Linked DNA regions of Homo sapiens: region 2 is linked to region 1. The links are chromatin loops, found by intact Hi-C in ENCODE. Cell type or tissue: IMR-90. All regions are shown on one strand. Links, peaks and the distances in the headings refer to the core of each region. The heading gives the core; the rest is flanking DNA. Region 1 overlaps BRINP3 (BMP/retinoic acid inducible neural specific 3). Region 2 holds the start of LINC01701 (long intergenic non-protein coding RNA 1701).

Region 1 (8,727 bases), core at 545-8,544:
CTCCTAGGGATAGGCGATTCTCTCACCTCAGCCTCCTGAGTAGTTGGGACTACAGCCACAACTGGCTAATTAAAAAAAAAAAAAATTATAGAGTTGGGGTCTTACTATGCTTCGCCGGCTGGTCTCAAACTTCTGGTGTCAAGCAATTCTCCTGCCTTGGCCTCCCAAAGTGTTGGGATTACTGGCGTAAGCCACTGTGTGTGGCAAGAAGACAACATTTTTAAAAATCAGATTACAGCTGAATGTCATAGAGCAAAATAACTGACAGGTTTCCCATTCTTCCTAGTTATGTGTAGAGATACTCAATGTGGCTAGTGTATAATATATTTTATGCTTGTTCTTAACTTTCCTAATAGTTAAATAATATGTGAATTAGTGTTATTTTAATAATTATTATACATTTTCATTTAATATATGTAACACTTCAGTAGCAACATAATATGAAAGACAAATTATGGATGAAATTTCTTAATTTAAGTACTAATTCAACTTTTCTGTAGATCTTTATTCATAAGGAAATCACTAAACTTATTTGGCCTCCATTTACATTGACTGGTGAAAAGGAATAAAAACTAATGCAAAAATTAACAATTGGCCTACAAGAGGAGAGTAGTGGCAAGCAAGTGTTTCCTGTTTAAAAGAAAGGGTATTTTTCCTTGAAGGTATTATTACTTGCTCTTTAAAGGGTGTGAAGTGTTTTCCACCAATTCTCTCTCCATTAGATGTTGATCAACATACTGTTGGCTAGTTAGTACAAGTAAACAAGCAACCAAACAATCAAAAACAGCAATATGCTTGTGCATGTATGCTGATTTCTTTATGTCCAATAAAGAAACAGGGAACTATGGGTGGCATCTCGTCAACCACACTGACCGCTTAGGCCAGGGTAAAAATCCCTCCTCTGAGATTATCTCTCACCACCTTCACTTTAGCTCTGGATTCCTCATCTGCCAGTGGGTACATGGCTTCAATTGAGTTTCAGTCTCATAGGCAAATATTGCTTGTGTGTTCAGCAACTTTTCTCCAGGCATTACATAGCAGGCATCACACTTGGAAAAATTTACTCAACATATCTAAGTCATGGTTATTGTTTCAGTGCAGCAGACATTACAGCAATAACTAAGATAGAGAGTTAAGAGTGTTAAGGGCCTATAAAAATGCTTAAGACTTAAAAGGTACTGAATGTAAATTTTACTAATGTAGCCATGAATATGTACTACTAATTTTGCTTATAACTAATGATCACAGGTTATTGCAGGATATTTTGACTAGTAAGTCATCAAGCTGCAATTTACACACATTATAATTTTTCCACCTAAATTTCATTTGCCATTTTCTCATCCATAAGTTAAGAAATGTATCTACATTTTTATCTTGCAGTTTTGCTTTCAACCTGACTTCTCTTTATTCATATTAGTATTAAGTCTTAGAATTGTAAAACATATGTTATTTCAACTGTTTTTTACCCACTTGAGTCATTCGTGGTCATAAGATATAAAAAAATGGCTTCACGTTTTATATGACTAAGCTCTAACTGCTTTTCCACATGAACTAGTCTGTAGATGTTTATATTTAGGTTCAATCATTTCCTTCTGGAACTTGTTAATTGGTTACGACATTTAAGAAATATATACTTAATTCATAGTATATGTAATATGCTGTCTTAGGGCTTTGGAAAGGGAAAATACAAAGAAAAATAAAACATTGTTCTCACCCTCAGAGAAATATAAAATTCTTTCCTTTTATATTTCCTCAGGTCTATTATTTTCCTATTTTTTTTCTCTCATAGGTTGGTCTGTCAATAATCCTATAATTCAAATTCATTTCACACCACATCTCAACAAAACCAGACTGTCCTACCTCATGGTTATTATGAGATTGAATATGATAATATTTATGAAAAGTCTACCAAACAAAAGCACTCTTTAAGTGTAGGGAATAATAATTTTATTTTCCTGTCAACTCTACAAAAATTTATATTTATTAAGGCAGGAGCCTTACTTTTTTCAGACTTCGTTTGTTCTGGGCTTTAATTAATAACTGTGTCACTTTGAACAGCTTGCTGAAACTTGCTTAGGGAAATTTTCTCATCAGCAAAATGTAGATTATAATGGGACCCACCTCCTAGGACTGCTGTAAGGATTAAACGGGCTAATCCATGTAAAGTGCTGAGCACAGCACATATGGAAACACTAAATAAATTATAAAAGAAAAATAATAACTAACAGTTATTTATGACTAATTATATAAAAGACATTTTATTGTTTTCATAGTAATTATATAATTTCATCAACACAGAATTCCTGATAAAGTTGTCATTATTATAACAGTAATAATTATTATTACTGTGGTTTTAACACTCAAGTAGCACAGTGATTGGTACACAGTAGACATTCAACAAATATTTGTTAAAATCTTGTTGAACTACAAATTATAATTGCCCTTGAGGCCTCAGTTAGCTGTATCAGTCAGCATTCTTGTAAGAACAGCATCTGATTGCAGCAGAAAGGAATTTATTTAAAGACATCGGATTGGATAGTTCACAGAATCAACAAAAGGATTGGAGATGCTGGCTCAGATGCTATGCCAGAAACAAGCCTCAAATCACAATAGCAGAAGTAATCTCTTGAGGGCATCAAGGAGCAAAAGCATTGCAGCTGGCACATCTGCCACACCAATACAGATCACTGAAGTCATCATTATCAGTAATGTCACCAGAGAAAGCATTTTATGCAACTTCCAAGATTTGTACATCTTTCTTATTAAGGGGATATGAAGAAGCAGTTACTTGTTCTTCATTTTGAAGAGGATATCCAAATGTGCACAGAATCACCAGACTCTCAATATAAATAACGTTTATTTTCAGTCCTCATGCATACTTAAGGTATAGGCCAGAAGCTAGAATACCTGCTAGTCGTGTTTTTTTACATATTTCACATTTCATATTTTTCAGAGTATGTCATTAACAAAATATGTCCTGTGGCACAGTGAGATGATCTACGTCCTTGTAAAATAAATTGTAGCACAGATGCTGAGAAATTACTTAAACCCAGAATACAATGAGAATCTTTAACTCTTGTAACTGACATATGAAAGAAAAATTGTGCCTGATATTCTCTGTTTACAGTTATAGAGAAAACAATTTATGCCAGAGAGGAAGCATTATCCCCAGTGCCAAGAATCATGCCAATGGTAAAGCTACCACATCAGGAATAGCAGTTTTAATTAGAATGACTCTATGTTGAAGCTTTAGCCAACATTTTGAGTTAATTGGAGATGGAATATGAATACTCTCTTCACAATTTTCAAGTACTGCATGCATCCCAAATTCCTGGAATTGTGTCAAACATGAAAAACAAGCAATGTAACTCTAGATTTATACTTTAAGCAGAAACAGGAAGCTTCACTTTGTATTTTTGTCTTAATTGATCTTACTCCATAATAGCTTATGAAGTCAATGTTCTTCCATTACAATTTTTTACTCAAGTAATTGGAAACTAAACATCTTATGGGTTACAGTCTTTATTGGCCTAATGTGAAGAGCATATAGGAGAAATTGAATTTATTACCGGATTTTTATAAGACCACACTCTGATTTCCAGAATATTGTAGCATACCAGGGCCCCAGAAATTATCACTCACCATTCGAGTTGAATATTTGCCATACTTACTAACCTGTGATACAAGAGATGTGGTCTTTGAAATGATTCAGGAATGATTCAGGGCTGAGAATTTGATAAGACAACTTTCTTCTCATGATGACTCAAACCAGGCCTTTGTTGCCAGACCTATGTCTTGCTTTTTATATATATATATATATACAAATTAAATAGGACCTCAAGGCACTGGTCATGTATTTGTCAATGCGCATGATCTGATTAGTAAACTCTAAAATTTCTACAGGTTAAACATTTCTAAGTAGCACATTGAACTATCTGTGTATTACAATACCTATGTTCACTGTGACTCTGATGGCTAATAGTTGCTACTGGGCCTCAGTACAGAGGGTAATTATATATTCATTGAAGTCAGAGCTGAACTGATTTCACACCGATTTTCACTCTGATGTCCCTATCCTATAGACAAATGCCAATACAGCACTCGGAGATACTAGCATTCCTTTTACCCATGCATTTAATGCTTTTTCCTCCAATAAAAAATGAGCAAATTCTTGGTAGTCTGTTGGAAAATTATCCTTCCCTTTGAATATTTTTAATAAGCTCCCCTGGGGCATAATGGGCATAAGAATTGGCTTCACAGGGGTGGGAAAGCAAAAGTTTATGCTTTAGATTATTTTAAATCAATTCCAGTCATCCTACATATCTACCCTTCAGTTCCGAGGTTCCCATGCCTCTCCAATCACGGTTCTTTGTAACTTTAACATAACAGATCTGAAAGGAATTTAAATTCAATCCTGGGGTCAAAGCTTGTTTTGAAGCCCTACAGCTGCAAGAGGTGAAAGATTTATTTAGCACAGGCTTTGAAAGTCTCACATTCATTCTGTACTTTGAATGGGTAGGAATTGGGGCACTTTAAGCAAACCATCTCTATTAGTAGTAAACTCACCCACAGTCTTTGAATTTTTCATGCTCTTCATTCAATTATATGCAGGCATATAGGTCCAAATGCCATTTCTGCAACACACACTTCATTCTAGGTGGGCAGAGGTGGAATTTCTAATGTCAAAATTCTACCCTTAATGCTGTGTAGGTTTATAAAGCTTTTTGTCCCAGCCAGTAGGAAACAAACCACATATGCTCTCAATTTTCTTTGGAAGCTTTTACCAAACCACTTCTGGTATCTGTACCTGTATAAGCCCAGATTCTTTGATGTAAATAAGACAAACAGGCTCTAGCTCACTTAATCGGATAAATTCAGGGATTTTGGATGACACAACCAAAATCCAAAATCGGATAAAGGGATTCTGGATGGCACATCAAATCGCCAAGAAAAGTAGGGAAACCTACTCATGTGCTACACAGGAAACAGTAAAAAAAAATTTCATAGGCCCGGCGCGATGTCTCACGCATGTAATCCCAACACTTTGGGAGGCTGAGGCGGGCAGATCACCCGAGGTCAGGAGTTCAAGTCCAGCCTGGCCAACATGGTGAATCCCCGTCTCTACTAAAAATATAAAAAACTAGCCGGAAGTAGTGGTATGCGCCTGTAATCCCAGCTACTTGGGAGGCTGAGGGACGAGAGTCGCTTGAACCCTGGGGGTGGAGGTTGTAGTGAGCAGAAATCATCCCACTGGACTCCAGCCTGAGTGATAGAGTGAGACCCCATCTTAAAAAAAAGAAATGCATAAGACGTATTTAGTGAGGTCAACACTGCTAACTGCAATGAACAACACCATATGGAACTAACCAACTAACCATTACCATTACTGCTGCAAACATTATCTCCTGAGAAAATTTCTCTAGGCACTCTCTTTGTCTTTGCATTAACAACTTAAGATCAAAATCTGGGTGGTACACCTGTTTCTTCTAGTTTAAATGATACACCCAATCCCTCCGTAGTTGCAAGGACACTGGGAGAGTGAGGACCTGGGTTTTCCAGCTTCTAAGAGATAAGGCTGTATTTGAGTAATTTCTCAAACAGATGAATGGGGTCATAAACAGGGCAACCCAGTGAGGGACAGATTAATTGGCTTGATGTATTGAAATGCTTTAATATAAAACATGATGCATCTTTCAGAGAAAAATAAAATAGTGAGAAACAGCATACCTTATTTCTGGCAGCTACTAAGGAATTAGAATCTGTTTCTGATTTATACCCTTATGTACCCATCACTTTGTAGCCTCATAAAATTGTCCAGTTCACAAGCTATTGAACAGGCTTGCCATTTACTTTATGCAGCATTATAGTATTTTGTCAGTTTCCGTATAAACTCTATACCCATGGCTTATAGAATGGTTTGAATAGACTTACATTGATGTGTGGCTACTCAAAGTCATATCAGTGATTTACTGTAGATATTGGGAAATTTCAAAACCAATACAAATCATTGAAATAGTCCCTTAGAACCGTTAGGAGAAAAAAAGTTAGCAAAAGTAAAAAATCTACCAGTTCTACTAAGGGTTATAGCGAGGGTCAAAATTTGTGTATTAGTAGTGCTCCCTGGAGGAGCAGGTGCCATTTCAGCCCTTGGTAACTTTCTGCTATTCAGGACACTGTCTGGAATTTCTCTGTCTCAACTTTTCTTGCCGTGAGTCTTTCTTCTCACTCACATTCCCACTTCTTTCATATCTTGCCAATTTTGTATCTTACTGACTTAAAGCTAGTATTTCTGTAGTGTCGAGGTTTTTGATTAACTTATTTGCTAGAATTTTTTTTTTTTTTGCCACTGAAAATCAGAAGACAAAGGAACTCATATTCCAGGAAAATGTGGTTCTCAAGAAACAAGAAATAGCTTTATTAGAGGGTGTTCTGGTTGAGCAATAACATTGAAAACATAGTTTCATATTTATTTGTCAGCTTTGGAATTAGTACTTAGTATTGCGTCTAAACCAACTGTAGACTAAACAACAGCAAAACACACACACACACACACACACACACACACACACAAAAAAAAAAAAAAAAAACAGCCAATGAAACAGAGCATACTTGCTATGTGTTCATGTATGGAAAGCCCCAAAGTTTTGCATTTAGTGTGAGAAAGTAATACTTTTTTTTTTTAGTTTATTGCTTACAAAAAAATTGTGTTACTAGAATTTGTTATGAGCACTTATTATTTTCCAAGAAATCCTATGTTCACAAACATAAGTAGAAGAAATGGATTTAAAGTCATTGGATTGGTAATATAAAATCAGAAATGATCATTTTTTGTGTGTAAAAACAAATGTTTGCATGGATTCTTTATATATATATCAGACATATGTTTTTTTCTATTTCTCTTTTTATTTTATGTGCCCTGTGATCATCCTTTATGTATTTCGTTAGATATTATGTATTTTTCTATCATTGTACTGAAACTGTTGCTATGCTTTCATAATAAATTTATTATCCATATTGCATTGTCATTTCTACTGAAATACTTGAATTATACCAATATATACATTGATTTAAAAAAACACATACATAAAATGTGAGCCAGTAGAGTTTTACCTCATGTTAACAAGTAATTAAATAATGTCATTTTATTTAAATGTCTGAAGCCAGGCACTGTAGGTCATACCTGAAACTCCAGCGTTTTGGGTCGATGAGATGGGAGGATTGCTTGAGCCTGTACAATATGGTAAGACCCCATGTCTACAAAAAAAAAAAGAGATAAAAGATAAAATATTAGCTAGGCATGTAATCCTACCTGCTGGAGTGGACGAGGCCGGAGAATTGCGTGAGCCCAAGAGCTCAAGGTTACAATGAGCTATGATCATGCCACCCTACTTCAGCCTGGGCAATAGAGTGAAACCTTGTCTCTAAAAAATAATAAATAAAAAATCAATGTCTGAAACAGAAGATATGTACTTGGTGTATTGATAATTCTGTAGTATTGTGCTTATATTTTATATGTATTCACAATATTAATATAAATTGTAATATAATTAGCACAATAATATGAATTAATAACAATCATAAAAGCAAGCACAAGTTTCCTCTTTCAATACTCCCTATCCATAGTCCTGCTTACCAATGACAGCAGCTTCTGTTTTGAGTTATTTTAGTTGATTTATAACTCAAGAAATTACTTACAAATAATGAAAAACTGATTAATGTTTTACATAATTCAGGAAGTAAATTATATACCCTCAAAACTCTAGAAAACTTAGAATGCTTTAGAATATCTTTGAAAATATATTCTAAAGCAGTTCTGAATAGAGGTTCTGAACATTTGAAAGTACACAATTAACTGCATTGGTCAAAGTTTTTTTACGTTTATTAGTAAGGGCAAAAATTCCAATCGGGGGTATGTATCTGAGTCTGATTCTTTAACATCCCCAAAATTTTCAGTTCCCCACTCTCATCAGTTTAATTCAATTGCAAAGCATGGAAATAAATGCCAAAGACATAAATACATAAGATAATTTAATATAGTGGTGTTAATAAAACTTTTTGCTAACAGAGTTATGAAACCAAGTCTTACCTGTGTTTTGCATATAAAATTGCTCCAATAAAATCTGCATGAAGGATTACTGGGATAAATAATTGAATTAATATTTATAGCTATTAGTTTCAAAATTAGCTAATTGGTTATCAAGTGTTAACTAGATTTTCTATTGACGGAAAAAGGATAAAGGCACAACAAACCTTGTTTAACTATTTTCAAAATTACTCAATTTTTAATGGAGAAGTAGTAGTAGTCCAGAGAGTTAACATCATGCCTCATTATTCATCTATAATTTATTAGAAAGTTGTCACCCAGTCTAATTCTATTTATTTCCACAGAATTCATTAATATAATACATTTCACTACGTATTATTATTTGCTTCATGTGAAAAGTTTTAAGAAGACTGTGACTGACTATAAATTCCTGCCAGCTTAGATGATGTTTATTCCCATTATTATTGTTTTTGCAGTTGGTTACTTTGTTTCTCCATTGTCCTCAAAATTATGCCATGAAAAGTACTCACTTGATACATACTTAACACAGAGATATTTGTAGAATAAAATCTCTCTAATTACCAATATTTTAGATTAACTTTTTCTGGGTAATTTTTACATGGTATTGATTTGTTTTCTTTTACAGGCTTATTTATGTATCCCCAAAAGTAGGGCTGTTGTGT
Region 2 (8,727 bases), core at 297-8,296, 390 kb after region 1:
CCAGAGCAAAGGATTATTTCAAAGAAAAGTAAGCATTTCTCTTTTCATGATAGAAGTGGCTGGATGATTTTTTTCCCATATTTCCAGGGCAGTGATGCCATGTTGGGAATGCAGTATTTGCCTCTGCCCCTGGCAGTGTGGGAAGGGTTTAGCAAGTGAATATTCCTGTTGCTGAACCCATGCAAAACCTCCATTCCCAACACCATGCTGCTTTGTTTGTGAGTCTATATGACAAGGAAAAGATCAGCACCTATTACAGAACATTTCAACTTGTCCACCTGATTATTAACATTTTACTCTTCTATGGTTGCTTCTTAGTGAGCTGCTCATGAAACCCAAGTAGCTTCACACTCTATGCCCATTCGGAGATGTCTAATATGTACCTCTTCCCTAGACCTTCTTTCCTAGACCTCCAAACTTTCCAACTTTGTTTTTTCAGTTCTCTGATTATCCAGCCAAAATATTAGCCACTCTCAATACTCAGTGTAAATTCATTTGCTAGTTCTCTCTCTCTGTGAGCAAAATGCTTAGCTTTCAGCAAGGCTTAAATCTCTGATCCTTTTTCTTGGAGACATCATGAAGAGGCAAATAATACTTCAGCCACCTATTTACAAGAGGTAATAGCATATTTGTAAAAAATAATCTGTCAACCAGACCTATTATTTTTTTCCCAGTCAACCTATTATAGGTATCACCTAGGAGTCCATAGTTGCAGATTTATAGGGAGGAGGCAACTTAGAGTAGGAGGCATGGGAATTTGGTCATGTGCCATTTGGTCACATGACTTACTTATTCCCTCAGAATCTCTTCAAGCCCAATAGCATATATAGCACTTCCATTTAATGATGGGATGCTACTGAGTCTGCTTGCCAATCTTACAGTATATTGGATTAGACAACACTCAGTTTATGCTGAGCATATCAGGTCCCATGGTAACCTGGCTGGCTCATAGTCAAGCCAGCGGCTATTTTGTAGAAGCAGAATGGTACAACTTTGCTTTGAAACCCTAAAAATTTACATTTATTTCCCTTATAGAGTCCTGCTCATGGCTCCTTACAGCATTCTTATCTACAATAGGTACTTTCAATACCATTAGATCTACTGTGCCACAATGACAAACTGGCAGAATAGCTTCATGGTAGCCTAGATCTCTTTCAGTGACACTATTAGCTGACCACAACAGGAAGCTAGAAATCAAGAGAAATCAGTTAATGTCATTCATAACGTCACCGCATTCATACCCATGAAACAAGGAAGGTAAGAATGGTGGATACTAGATTGGAAGAACAAATAAAGAATATCAAACACACTAAAACTGGCATATTTTTAGGATCCATCATTGAATCAGTCCAACAAACATCATTCATATTTTTTGTATTGAAGTGGGCAAGAGTGTTTTTGTGATCTTAGAAAATTCACTTTACCCATTTAGCCCTACGTATCTTTTTTAAAAAAATTTCCAACTTTTATTTTAAGTTCAGGGGCACATGAGCAGGATGTGCAGGTTTGTTACATAGGTAAATGTCTGCCTTGGTGGTTTGCTGCACAGATCTTCCCATCAATGATGTATTAAGCCCAGCATCCAATAGCTATTCTTCCTGATGCTCTCCCTCCTCCAACACCCCAACCTCCGACAGGCCCCACCCCTGATGTGTCCGTGTGTTCTCACAATTCAGCTACCACTTATAAGTGAGAACATGCAGTATTTGGTTTTCTGTTCTTGCATGAGTATGCTGAAGATAATGGCTTCCAGCTCCATCCATGTTTCTGCAAAAGGCATAATCTTGTTCCTTTTTATGTCTGCATGGTATTCTGTAGTGTATATGCACCACATTTTCTTTATCCAGTCTATCATCAATAGGTATTTAGGTTGATTCCATGTTTTTGCTATTGTGAATAGTGCTGCAATGGACATACACATGCATGTATCGTTATATCAGAATCATTTATATTCCTTTGGGTATATAACCAGTAATGGGATTGCTGCGTCAAATGCTATTTCTGCATCTAGGTCTTTGAGGAATCGCCACACTGTCTTCCACAACAGTTAAACTAATTTACCCTTCTGTCTATGGCCATACCACCATGAATGTGTCTCATCTTGTCTGACCTATTAGTCTTTATATGTACAATGGGAATGATAATAGTTCTTATTTCAAAGAGTATATAGCATATAAAAATAAAACACTTAACCCATTGCTTGGCAAAAGTAACACATTTAATAAATAGGGGATGTTAAATTTGCTGATCATTTAAGGTAACTTTTTTAAGTAGATAAAAAATAAGTTTGGATAAGTTTACTGGCAACAGAATATGAAGATTCTGAAATCTTGGCTGAGGAATTAGGACTTTTTGATGCATACAATCGGCACTTAGTAAATCCAAGAAATACTTAAGCTTAATTACTGTCAACAACTAGATGGTTGCACTAAGAATTCTTTGGCAATTAATTCACTGTTGAAAACTATTCAGAGTAGGGAGAACATTCTGCTTGTCCCAATGATAATTTCAAAACAATAAAATTAGCTTTGTGCTAATGTAATCCTTAAGGTACTGGACATGAAGTTTTATGGTAGTAAAATCTCAGGCTGATGCAGTAAATAGGTGATGACTGTAAGACAGGCAAAACCATCATGCAAGAGAGAAACATTTTCAGATTCTACCAATTTGAAGGCTCCTCTCACTTTACCTTAATTCAGGCTGCAAAATAAATCCACTTCCATTCCATAGCACATATCTTAGAACATGCAGAATAATTAATGATGTCCTGAAGAGAAGTTTACAGAGAGAAAAGTCATTCTTATACCAAAATAAGAAGTAACAACTTAGCAGACTCTAAGTTGAATGTTTCAGCTTTATATGGATCAATACAATAGCTACTTGTAACCAGAATTTTTACATTTCAGAAATGCTGCAGATGAAGGTTCCAACAGTAAATTTTGAGACATTACCAATCAAAAGACAGATTTTTTTTTGCAATTGATATAAGTTGCTTGTTACCAAGATGAGAAAACCTAAAGCATATACATAAAATTGAACCAAGAGAATGAAAGGAAAAGTTCAACACTATATTTGCTACCTTGGTAAAGTTTTCACAACTACATTAGGAAAAAGATTATACAAATATAAGCTGAAGTTTGAATAAGGCAAGTGCCCATATCATATACTTGCCTGACGTTCTTTCCTTACCTCGGGATGTGTAAATTAAAAATGGTGTATGGGTGGGCATCAGGAAAGTCAATACATTTTTTAAAATCTATAAATGTGTAATAATGTAGAGAAGGGAGAGAGAGCTTTCTCTAGACATTCAAATTAGTCTGTGACTCCTAAAATGGCCAAGAACAGCTATACAAGTATTATTTGTAACCGTGAATATATAGTTAATGTTGGTCAAATATCAGTACACAATTTTTCATGAATTTAAGGAAGATTTTAGGAAATTTTATTGGTAAAAATTATAAATATGACATCTAAAACATCACAATTAGATTAATAAATTCTGTAAGTTTGTTCATAATGTTTCCAAAGTAAAATTTTAATCAAACAATAAAATTTGTGGAAATGCTACATCGATCAATGTTATTATTTATGCACATTGATAATACACAAGCAAATTGTGTCAGGCAAGTTATACTCAAATAAAGAAATAAGCATCTGGAAAAAATTAGAAATAAATGAGCCTGAGAAAACATTCTTTGATGACAATTACACGTATTATCAATGATTAATAGAATTGGTGAATATGAGAACAATTCATATTTATTCCGATCATTTGAGGCACTAGGCAAAAGGACCTGTATTTCAGAAAATGGTAGCTTATAAAATATTTGTTTTTCAATTTATACTAAAAACGGTATTAAAGTCTATAAAGTAAATATTGCGCTCAAGCATACCACATTTGTGAGTCCCACGAAGAAAGAAAACAGATTTACATTTTGGCACTGATAACATTATATATTTAGAGTTCATATGAGAAAAGTAAGCCAACCTATCACTCTCATTATATAAATATGGTGATATTTTAACTAGTCTGTGCAAGAGAACATAATGAATAAACATGATCATTTTCTTCAGGTTTATCAATTTAGCATGTGACAGAAATACAAATGGAATTCAATTGAGAAGAGAAGAGATGTATTAGCATATTTATTCTACCTATAAGTAGGGTGATAGCTGGCCTGAAGGATAGAGAGGATCAAAAATTTAAACAGCAAGAAAATTGTTTCTCTAGGCTTTACTTTCTGTGATATTCTGAAAAGACCAAGCACTTGCTACTCCTCTTATCAGTCAAGTTACTGAATCAATTGAGAATAAGTCATGGCAGTCAACATTATTACTGATAATGCTAAGTTGAAAGATATAGCTTAGATAGCACAGCCAAGTGGACTTGTTAAGTGAACCACTGATTTAGACAGACTTATCTTCCAGTCACAGGCAATGATGGTGGAATTCTTTTCATACCTCTTACAAGCTGCTCCATTCCAGAAAAAGTTGTAGAGCTGAAATGAGTATGTCCAATTTAATCTTTCCAAACACGTCAGTGGATGAGTCATTCTATTTTTCTGTGTAGGAGGATAGAAGAGACTTTGAGTTACATTAATTGAATTTTCTTTTTCAAATGAAAAGAACATGAATTGGGGGGAGGTGGTTCCCCAACATGTGATATTTTGGTTTATTTCTATATGTCATGCTTATTCTCTGATGATCAGCATGTATTGAAGGAGGTGTGACAACTCGCAACACACTATTCACAATCTCAAAACTCCAAAGCAAAACAGAAGAAAAAAACCACATCAGAAAATGTGCTTTTCTCAGTTCCAAATTAAATATTTCTACAGAAAATGTTGATTTGCTTAACTTGGATTATGTGCTTATCCCTTGAAGAGTCACTGTGTACATCTGAGTGATAATTATCATTGGTGAGGCTGGGTTTCATGTTTACCTCTGAGAGAAGAGAAGCAGAATATCTTTATAGGAAAAAAATGTGAAGTAACAGTTCTGAGTCCACAGGAAAGCAGCCTCCAAAAATCTCTAAAAATATGTATTTAGTTTACCTTTCATCCATTCAACAAATATTTACTGAAGGCCTAGAATGTGATGAGTGCTCTGGCATCTCACATTTATTTGCACTTCAACCTGACACTGCATGCCGAGATCGTCTGTATACTCATTCTTGGCCAAACAGACCTGTATATATCTGTAATCATTCACTGCCTACTATCTGAAAGCACATTTTCATATGTTTACCAAATTAAATATAGCTGAATCAGGTTAATATTAGCCTTTCAATTTCTCTCCATTTCAGATTCTGTAATTCTCCAAACTTAAAATTACAAGGCTATTAATAACTTTTCTCCCTCTTTTTCTCCTCCTACTCTTCTTTGTCCTTCTTGTTTATTTTAATTACATTAGACCAGTTTGTCTTGAATTTTCTTGGAATTTATTAGTGAACAAAATTCAGAATGTTTTCTGATTTTCAAGAAAGCTTACGTAATTTTTGCTTGTTTCACTCATATTTGGAAAATCCATAGCCTCATAATGTGAAGAACTGCCCAGAGTAAAAAGCATCAACATTTGAGAATTCTCCTTACATCATCCATAGACATTCATATGAAGTCAATAAATTTTTACTTGTGGAAGAACACTAATGAAAGATAAACTTCTGCCAATTAGTTTAAAATCAAGAAGTGGTGGTAAAATTATATTTGTGGTTGTTCGGGGACTTTATAAGTATTATATAACGGTAAAAATTCTCATTTTTAAAAGAATTCATAGAAAATTAATGTAAGCACCTAAATTTTATTTATTGGATATCTATTCTATATCAAGCACTGTTTATAGACACCAAGGACATTAGAGTGAACAAGACAGACAAAGACATTTCTGTTATGGAGTTTATATTATCCTGGGAATAAACAAATACAATTTATAAGAAAATTTCAGGTAGTTTTAAGAGCTATTAAGTGAAACAGTTTATAAATGGATAAGAGGTGTCTGGGTAGGAGTATAAATATGGTTTTTAGATGGTTTTTGTTAGGTCAAGATAAGGGATTCGAATATGATTCTGAGGAATTGGAAACAATACAAAGGTTTTTAACTAGAAAGTAATTTGATGTGATTTATGTTTATTCTTTGTTCTGAAATCTACTTTGTTTGATATTGCTATAGCCACTCCATCATTCTTTTGATTAGTATTTGCATGATATATGTATTTATTTTTATCCTTTTACTTTTAACCTACAAATATCATTATATTCAAAGTAAGTTTCTCACAGATAACATACAGTTGGGCATTTCTTAATCTATTCCGACAATCTGTCTTTTAATGTTTGTGCTTCAGCTTGTCCAATTAAACTTCTAATATAATTAATTTGAATTTAGTTCTATCATTTTTTTATTTGTTTTATTCTTGTTCTCTCTATTTCTTCTTTCTTTTTTTTTTCTTTTGATTCCTCTGTTTTCTCTTTCCTGCTTTCCTTGGGATTATTTCAACCTTTTTTGTATCTCATTTCAATTTGTCAACTATATTTTTTATTATAGCTGTTTGTACAATTTATTTTTAGTCTTTGATATCATGATTACTATATGCATATTTAACTTTCCAAAATCAAACTTGATTCAATATTTTACCCCTTCGAGGACAATATAGAAACCTTATCACCATACAGGTACCTTTATTGTCCCTAGTTTAGATTACTGCTGTCTTATATATGACATCCACATACATTTAAAACACATTCAACAAAATTATAATATTTGCTTTTAAACATAAAACATATTTTAATAACGAAAGAGGAGAACAATAGTTTATTCCATATAGCCATACGTTTACCATTTTTACTACTATTTTTCATCCTTGATGTTCCAAGTTTCCTGGTGGTAACATTTTCTTTCTGCCTAAAGACATTGTTTAGTAATTTTCTAGAGCAAGCCTATACACAGTGAATTTTCCGTAATCTGAGAATGCCTTGATTCCTGCCTTGATTCCTGTTCATGCATGAAGAATATTTTCACGGATATAATGTTAGATTGAAATTATTTCCATCAGCATTTTAGGAAAAATGTTCCACTTGTTTCTGTCTTCCGTGAATTGTGATGAGAAATCCATAGTTGTTCCAATTGTTTTTGCCTCTAGGAGCCTCACTTTTCTCTGGCTGCCTTTGGGACTTTTTTCTCTCTAGTTTTCAATAGTTTAATTAAGTGTGTTTGGATGTGGATTTCTTTGAGGTTATCTTATTTAGGGTTTCTCTGAACTTCTTGAACCTGTATGTTTATAAGTTTCACTAATTTGAGAAAGTTTTTGGCAATTATTTCTTTATTATTTTCTGCACAGTTTTCCTCTCTTTCTAGGACTCTGATGACACAAAATTTAGATATTCTACAATTGTCCCGTATGTCTCTGAGAGCACTGTTTATTTTTTGATCATCTGTATTTATTGACCATACTGGATAACTTCTATTGATCTACTTTCAAGTTCACTGACTTTCCTTTTTCATCTCCACTTTTCTAATGAGCTCATACCTTGAAGGTTATGTTATTGTTGTTATTTCTTATTCATCCTTGGTTTTTGGGGCATTTTTAAATAGTTGCTTACAAAACCCTTGTAATAATAGTTACAACATCTATGTTACTTCAGTCTTGGCAAATATTGATGGTTTTTTCACATCAGGTGTTTTTCTGATTCTTCACATTACAAGTAATTTTGGATTATATCTTGATATTTTGTATATAATGTTATGAGGTTCTGCTTCTTCCTTAAATTCTGTGGAGACTGATATTTCTAGTTTAGAAGTCAATCAACCCAGTTGGAATCAGGCTATAAGTTCTGACAAGCTTTTTTTGTGTTGTGTTTGCAATAATAGTTTTCAAAATCTTTACTTTGCTGTTTGAATGTGGTCTGCATGTAACATACACAGTGGCCAGTCTGGGACCTGGGCAGTGATTTAGTTTTAGTTCAATTCTAAAGCATTTTTGTGATTTTTTTAAGTATGGAATCCATGCATGAAGCTTGGAGATGAGCCCAGGAGTCCATAAACAACTTTATAGGTCACTTACTGTGTTAGGCTATTTTTGCGTTGCTATAAAGAAATACTTAAGATTGGGCAATTTGTAAAGAAAAGAGGTTTAATTGGCTCACAGTTCTCCAGGCTGCACCAGAATGAAAACACCAAAATCTGTAGTAAATTGTGTTTGCCGAGTTAAACATGTGGACATAAAGTTTTTTATTTGTGCACAATCAGAGAATAGTCACATTTTCAGCTGAAAAATTTTACTTTTACCAAATATAAAAATATATAGTATTACTAAATATATGTATAAAAACAGAGTCAAATGTAGATTTTGAACTTGAAATTATAATAGCCTTTTTCTGATAAAACATATGTATCTTGTTTTTTGTATTATGAAACATATAGGCAAGATTTTGGATATTTGAACCCATTTATTGAGAAAAAGTATTTGAATGTTATTAAAATGGTAAATATAAAAATTATTCATATTGAATTATTTTTCCTAAAATATAATGAACAAATAAACAACTTCGATTAACATATATGGAAATCTGAAACTTAAATTTACTACACTGATAGTTAAATATGACCAAGTTCCCAACTCAAGTAAAACTTAAAGAATGCTGTAATTTAAATGATGCCAGGGTACCTTGATATTGTTGTTTTTTTCAGCATCTAAATTATCTTTATAAAATCAAGAAATATTGTAAAAATTCA

Evidence for each region. A loop is a pair of places that touch in the nucleus more often than their neighbours do. Peaks named below come from ENCODE experiments on the same cell type or tissue, not always from the same donor. Only the 100,000 strongest peaks of a DNase experiment are listed, where the experiment ranks them.
Region 2: a loop joins it to region 1, with 2.0 times the contacts of the local background. A loop is called at or near these places in 1 of 110 quality-filtered maps.

The regions. Positions count from the first base shown.
Region 1 is chr1:190,163,304-190,172,030 of GRCh38, reverse strand. The region is part of intron 6 of BRINP3 (BMP/retinoic acid inducible neural specific 3); the gene reads left to right. Among named protein-coding and RNA genes, the nearest start is that of BRINP3, 310 kb to the left of the region's middle. In IMR-90, for the core only: no CTCF peak of the experiment used is centred there; DNase peaks (open chromatin) are centred at 1,500, 2,520 and 3,730.
Region 2 is chr1:189,771,300-189,780,026 of GRCh38, reverse strand. LINC01701 (long intergenic non-protein coding RNA 1701) reads right to left here and starts at 4,558. Exons shown (of 4, transcript XR_001737811.1): 1 at 4,462-4,558; 2 at 2,690-2,767. In IMR-90, for the core only: no CTCF peak of the experiment used is centred there; a DNase peak (open chromatin) is centred at 4,486.